Linked DNA regions of Homo sapiens: region 1 is linked to region 2. A link is an interaction called in ENCODE POLR2A ChIA-PET data of the cell type or tissue named here. Cell type or tissue: Caco-2. All regions are shown on one strand. Region 1 has its middle 60 kb from the start of GATA6-AS1. Region 2 overlaps GATA6 (GATA binding protein 6).

What was found. ChIA-PET counts read pairs that join two places held together with the same protein. Peaks named below come from ENCODE experiments on the same cell type or tissue, not always from the same donor. Only the 100,000 strongest peaks of a DNase experiment are listed, where the experiment ranks them.
Region 1: POLR2A ChIA-PET joins it to region 2 with 9 read pairs; 2 of 35 experiments call an interaction of 5 or more read pairs at or near these places.

Annotation. Positions count from the first base shown.
Region 1 is chr18:22,107,756-22,110,255 of GRCh38, reverse strand. No RefSeq gene overlaps it. Among named protein-coding and RNA genes, the nearest start is that of GATA6-AS1, 60 kb to the left of the region's middle. RefSeq lists an enhancer at 299-1,208. In Caco-2, a CTCF peak has its summit at 1,405 (motif pointing left); a DNase peak (open chromatin) is centred at 1,365.
Region 2 is chr18:22,193,147-22,195,646 of GRCh38, reverse strand. The region is part of intron 6 of GATA6 (GATA binding protein 6); the gene reads right to left. Among named protein-coding and RNA genes, the nearest start is that of GATA6, 25 kb to the right of the region's middle. RefSeq lists an enhancer at 1,077-1,625. In Caco-2, no CTCF peak of the experiment used is centred here; a DNase peak (open chromatin) is centred at 1,286.

The DNA of each region.
Region 1 (2,500 bases), 85 kb after region 2:
CTAAGTTTTGTATTTTTAGTAGAAACGGGGTATTGCCACATTGGCCAGGTTGGTCTCGAACTCCTGACCTCAAATGATCCACCCACCATTGCCTTTAATCTTTACTACACATCAGTGAGGAAAATGCTGTCATTCTCACTGTACAGATAAGGAAACTGAGGCTCAGAGAGCTCAAGGAACTTACCAAGGCTGCAGGGCTCGTTAGTAGAAAAGTCAGGATTCCCACTCTGCCTGTGGACGCTGACACCCTTCTCTCACCCACTCCAGCTCCCTCCATCCAAAGTGTGGAACCGGACCCAGGCTTCTATGACCCATCTCTGTTCTTACTTCAGCAGCTAGAGCCTAAGGTGATGGCAGACTTGCACCTTTACTCTTCCTTCCTCTCTATAGGTAATTCCTGATTGTAATGGTGGCTGACAAAAGGCAAAGTGAATTGAGGAAGATGAAGTATCTGGGTGAAGCCAGAGGTGCTCTTGCCTCAGCCCCTGGGGAGTTTTCATTCTTTCCGTTTCAGGAGGAAGTGAGATGCCTCCAAAGACAGGCAGACATGTGAAGGAGCAGGCCAGCAGCAGGACTGCTCCTTACCGCCTCCAAGTGAGCCCTACTCCCATCTCCCCAGGGTGGGACCACGTGCCCTGGGGCAATGTCCAGCACAGTGGTCAGTCGCCTCAAAGGCCTTCCTCATGGCAGGGCTAATCCCAGCATTTTGGGACCCTGAGGCGAGCAGATCACTTGAGGTCAGGAGTTCAAGACCAGCCTAGCCAAACGGTAAAATCCTGTCTCTGCTAAAAATACAAAAATTAGCCGGGTGTGGTGGCGCGTGCCTGTAATCCCAGCACTGGAAAGGCTGAGCCAGGAAAATAGCTTGAACCCAAGAGGCGGAGGTTGCAGTGGGCCAAGATTGCACCACTGCACTCCAGCCTGGGCGACAGAGTGAGAGTCCGTCTCAAAAAAACATCAGGCCTGCATCAGATCCCACTTACCCATAAGATAGGCGAGTTCTTGACCACAAGCCAAGGGGCAGAACCCCAAGATTCTGGAAGCTCCACAGACCCAGAGCCAATGTCTGGTATCCTCAGAAGAAACCTCTAGAACTTTTTGAAGCTTTGTTCAGGCCACACATGGGGAAACTGGGGCTTGAAGGGGGCCACGAGGAGGAGCAAGCCTGCCAATGTGACTCTGGAAAATTCCCCTTCCCAGGGAGCTCCTGCCCTAATACCCTACAGATGGTGACTTCCCTCCTAGGCCTGCCACAAGAAGACACAGATGGGCAGGATCTCCATAGCTTAAAAACTGAAGGCATGTTCTATGCCTGGCAGGGAACATCGGGAGGAGCCAGGCCTTCCAGGTAGCAAGGAGGATGTTTGTGTGAGGGTCAGTCCCAGCAGCACCATCTGTTGGTGAGCTCACTTTATTAAGGGCATTTCCAGGGAATTAGATGTTTGTTTTAAAAGAAAAGCTGTTCAAGGACACTTGCGCAGGGTTCATCATGTGAGACAGCCACAGGGGAATGGTAGAGGCAGGAACCCCCTACCCCCCAGCTTTCTCTCCACATGGCCTCAAAGAAAGGTGCTGGAGCCATGGACACCAGGGTCTTCTGCAGCCCAGGACTTGGCTTGGGTAGGAGTTAGGCCAGCCAGCACAAGGAAAATCTTTGGAAATGGGCTCAATTAAAGTTTCTGGATTATCTTTCCCCAGCACCCTACATACTCCTCCCTGCTCCCATTTTAAAAATATATAGGCTGGGCATGGTGGCTCACACCTGTAATCCCAGCATTTTGGGAGGCCAAGGCAGGAGGATCACTTCAGCTCAAGAGTTCGAGACCAGCCTGGGTGATATAGTGAGACCTCCCCACCCCCTACAAAAAAATTAGCCAGGTGTGGTGGTAGTGCATGCCTGTAGTCTCAGCTATTCAGGAGGCTAAGGCAAAATCGTTTAAGCCTGGGAGATGGAGGCTGCAGTGAGCTGTGATCATGCCACTGTACTCCAGCCTGGACAACACAGCAAGGCCCTGTCTCTAAAAAAAATCCAAAAAAATTTTTAAAGAGTTTAAAAATTTTAAAAAAGAAAGAAACAGTCATTCAAAAGATTAACTATTACCATACTATGGGTCAAAACATTCCACACAGTGAACTTTCTCTGAAATCCTTTGCCCCAGAAAGGAAGTATTTGGATACACAGCATGTTTCCTCCTAACTTTATCCAAAGAAGAAAATAAGCATTGAAATAGAAGAAGCTTAATTTTGTTAATGTCCTGGGATGTTGATGATAATCCATTCATATTTTTATTAGAGTAACTCTTAATGTTGAAATAGCTTTATAACTAACAGGCTCAGGGCATCTTCATTGTCCAGAGTAATTTCCCTGTGTAGAACTCTCAATGGCTCCCCACTGCCCACAGAAAAAGGCCACGCTCTTTGGCATAGCACATGGTCCTGCCCCAGCCTAAGTTTTGACTCCTCTTTCTACCACAACTGAAGCAGGCCCTGTTCTTTCCTC
Region 2 (2,500 bases):
GAGGGGAGAAACAGGGGACTAGCTGAGAGGGCCAAGTCTATTAGCCATCTATACCTTTCTTTGAATATTTTTCTTTGAATACTTAAATTGAATTGCATAGTAAATCTATTTAGGTTGTTGCCAAAGTAATTGCAGTTTTTGGCATTGAAAGTAATGACAAAACCCACAATTACTTTTGCACCAACCTAATAACTTTGGGGATGAATAGAAGACATGAGTACCAGAAACACAAGGCACTTGAGGGACAAGCCAACCTTCATGGGATCAGAAAGTGGCTTGAAAAAATAGGAGGGAACCAGAGTCGAGGCACTAACAGGAGGGCGGGTCAGAAGGGCCCCCATCCGCCCCTGAAATCATCTCCCTGCCACCTGGCACAGGCCAGGGCCTGGCCAGCCACGCACATGTGAATCTCACAGTTCTATACAAGTTAAAACAATCAACACGTCAGCTCCATGCATCAGCGTAACTTCAGCTCTCAAAACCGATATTCTCTCACTCTGTCGCCCAGGCTGGAGTGCAGTGGTGGTATCTCGGCTCACTACAACCTCCGCCTCCCGAGTTCAAGTGAGTCTCCTGCCTCAGTCTCCAGAGTAGCTGGGATTACAGGCGCCCACCACTACACTCGGCTAATTTTTGTATTTTTAGTAGAGTTAGGGTTTCACCATATTGGCCAGGCTGATCTCGAACTCCTGACCTCAAGTGATCCGCCTGCCTCGACCTCCCAAAGTACTGGGATTACAGGCATGAGCCACCGTGCCTGGCCTCTAAACCAATATTCTAAAAGTAGAAGGCGTTCAGAGTTGGCACAGCTACTCTTCTTAAGAAGCCTGGCTTTGTCCTGTTATTGTTCATCTTTTAAGTCCCTTTCCCTCACTGATGATAGTCAAGAGATGCCTACTGAGAATCAACACGATGTGTGTGTGTTGGGAGGGGGGGGCGGAGGGGGGAAATCAGAGAAAAATATACTATGATCCTGGACCTAATACACACACATACAAACACACGTATAAATTTCAATTGGTTGATATATTTTCCCACAAATAATTCAACCCTTCAAAGGACTTTAGTTCAGATCGCAGACATCACAACCCTGCAAAAGCAGGCACTTCACTAACCTAGACCAACCTAAACAAACGTTCCTGAACAAAAGGGAGGGAGAGCTCCGGAATGCCCACAGCTCAACCATCCTCCCTCCTTTCGGCAGGCAGCACAGGCCAGGCGGAGGTCCCTGCTCTCTCCCTGATCAAAGTGCAAGGAGGGTGGAGCAGAAATCGGCTCTGTGTTTCCATTCAAGGCTTATCTGCCCTCCACCCTCCCACAGACAACTGAAAATGGAGGCACTTCCTGTTGAAAGAATGTGTTATCAGGGCCAGACCCAGCCTGGGCTTAGCACTGAAAGCTGGCCGGGTTAGGTGGGAGACAGGCAGAGCAGCTGGGCTGGAAAACTCCCTCTTAAAGGAGTAAATGACTTCAGGGAGAGCTTGGGCTGCTACAGATTGGGACATGGAAAATATCCGCTAGCCTGAGAAGTAGCCACAGTTCATCTTTAGATCACCTAGAATTTTTTTTTTTTTTTCCTGTGAGGAGCCTTCACTCATTTTTGGACACATATCTGAAAAGTCAAAGATTTCTGATTGGATCAACTCATGGAGACAAATGCCCAGCAGTGTCTCTGTTTTCCTTCATTTCGCACATCCCATAATGGGGAGGGCAAGAGACAGCTTCTGATGGGAAGGCAACACAGCCGAGAAAAGGAAACCCTGAAAGGGCGTAGCCTTTTCCAAAGAAAAACATGGGTTCTTCGGCTTGTGGATTACATGCATAAATTTCCTTTGAGGAAGAAAACCAGAGAGGAGTGTACGGGGCATGCTCTATCTTCCTTGCTGGAATCTCTCTTCATGCAGTTTCGGTCTGAGGAAAGAAAACACTGCGCCCCAGGCAGGCTGAAGGACGACTGTGTGATCCTTCCCAGAGCAGAAGACTTTGATGGTGATCACATGCCTCCTTCACTGCAAGGCAGACTGTCGGCTCCCCCAGCCTCTGATCCGTCCTTCCTACACATCTGAGTGAGACTGTGCTTACGGCTTTTTCTTGTGTGAGGGGAAGCCAGCCGTCCCTCACTGCCAAAGCTCTTCTCTGCTTTTGTAACCTCTAGGTTAGACTCCTGTGGTGCTTTATAGCTGCCTTCCTCCAAAGAGGAATTAAAAACTTTGTATAAATTCCAACAAAGGGGAAATGCTTTCCTGCAAATCGTAACTTCCACTATATAAACTACGATCATTTCAGTTTGGCTGGAGGTAACAGAGGACCAGATACAAAGTGACAGTAATAGTTTAGAAGGTGACACATGAAAGACACATGAACACACACAAATTCTGTCTCCACCAGGACATGTGAAAACCAATCACAATGAAACTCTCGAATTCTTAACAGCTTAATAAAACAAAGGAACATGGACACCTTTTCTCTAGAGAGAGAGTCACCGTCACCTCAACTGATG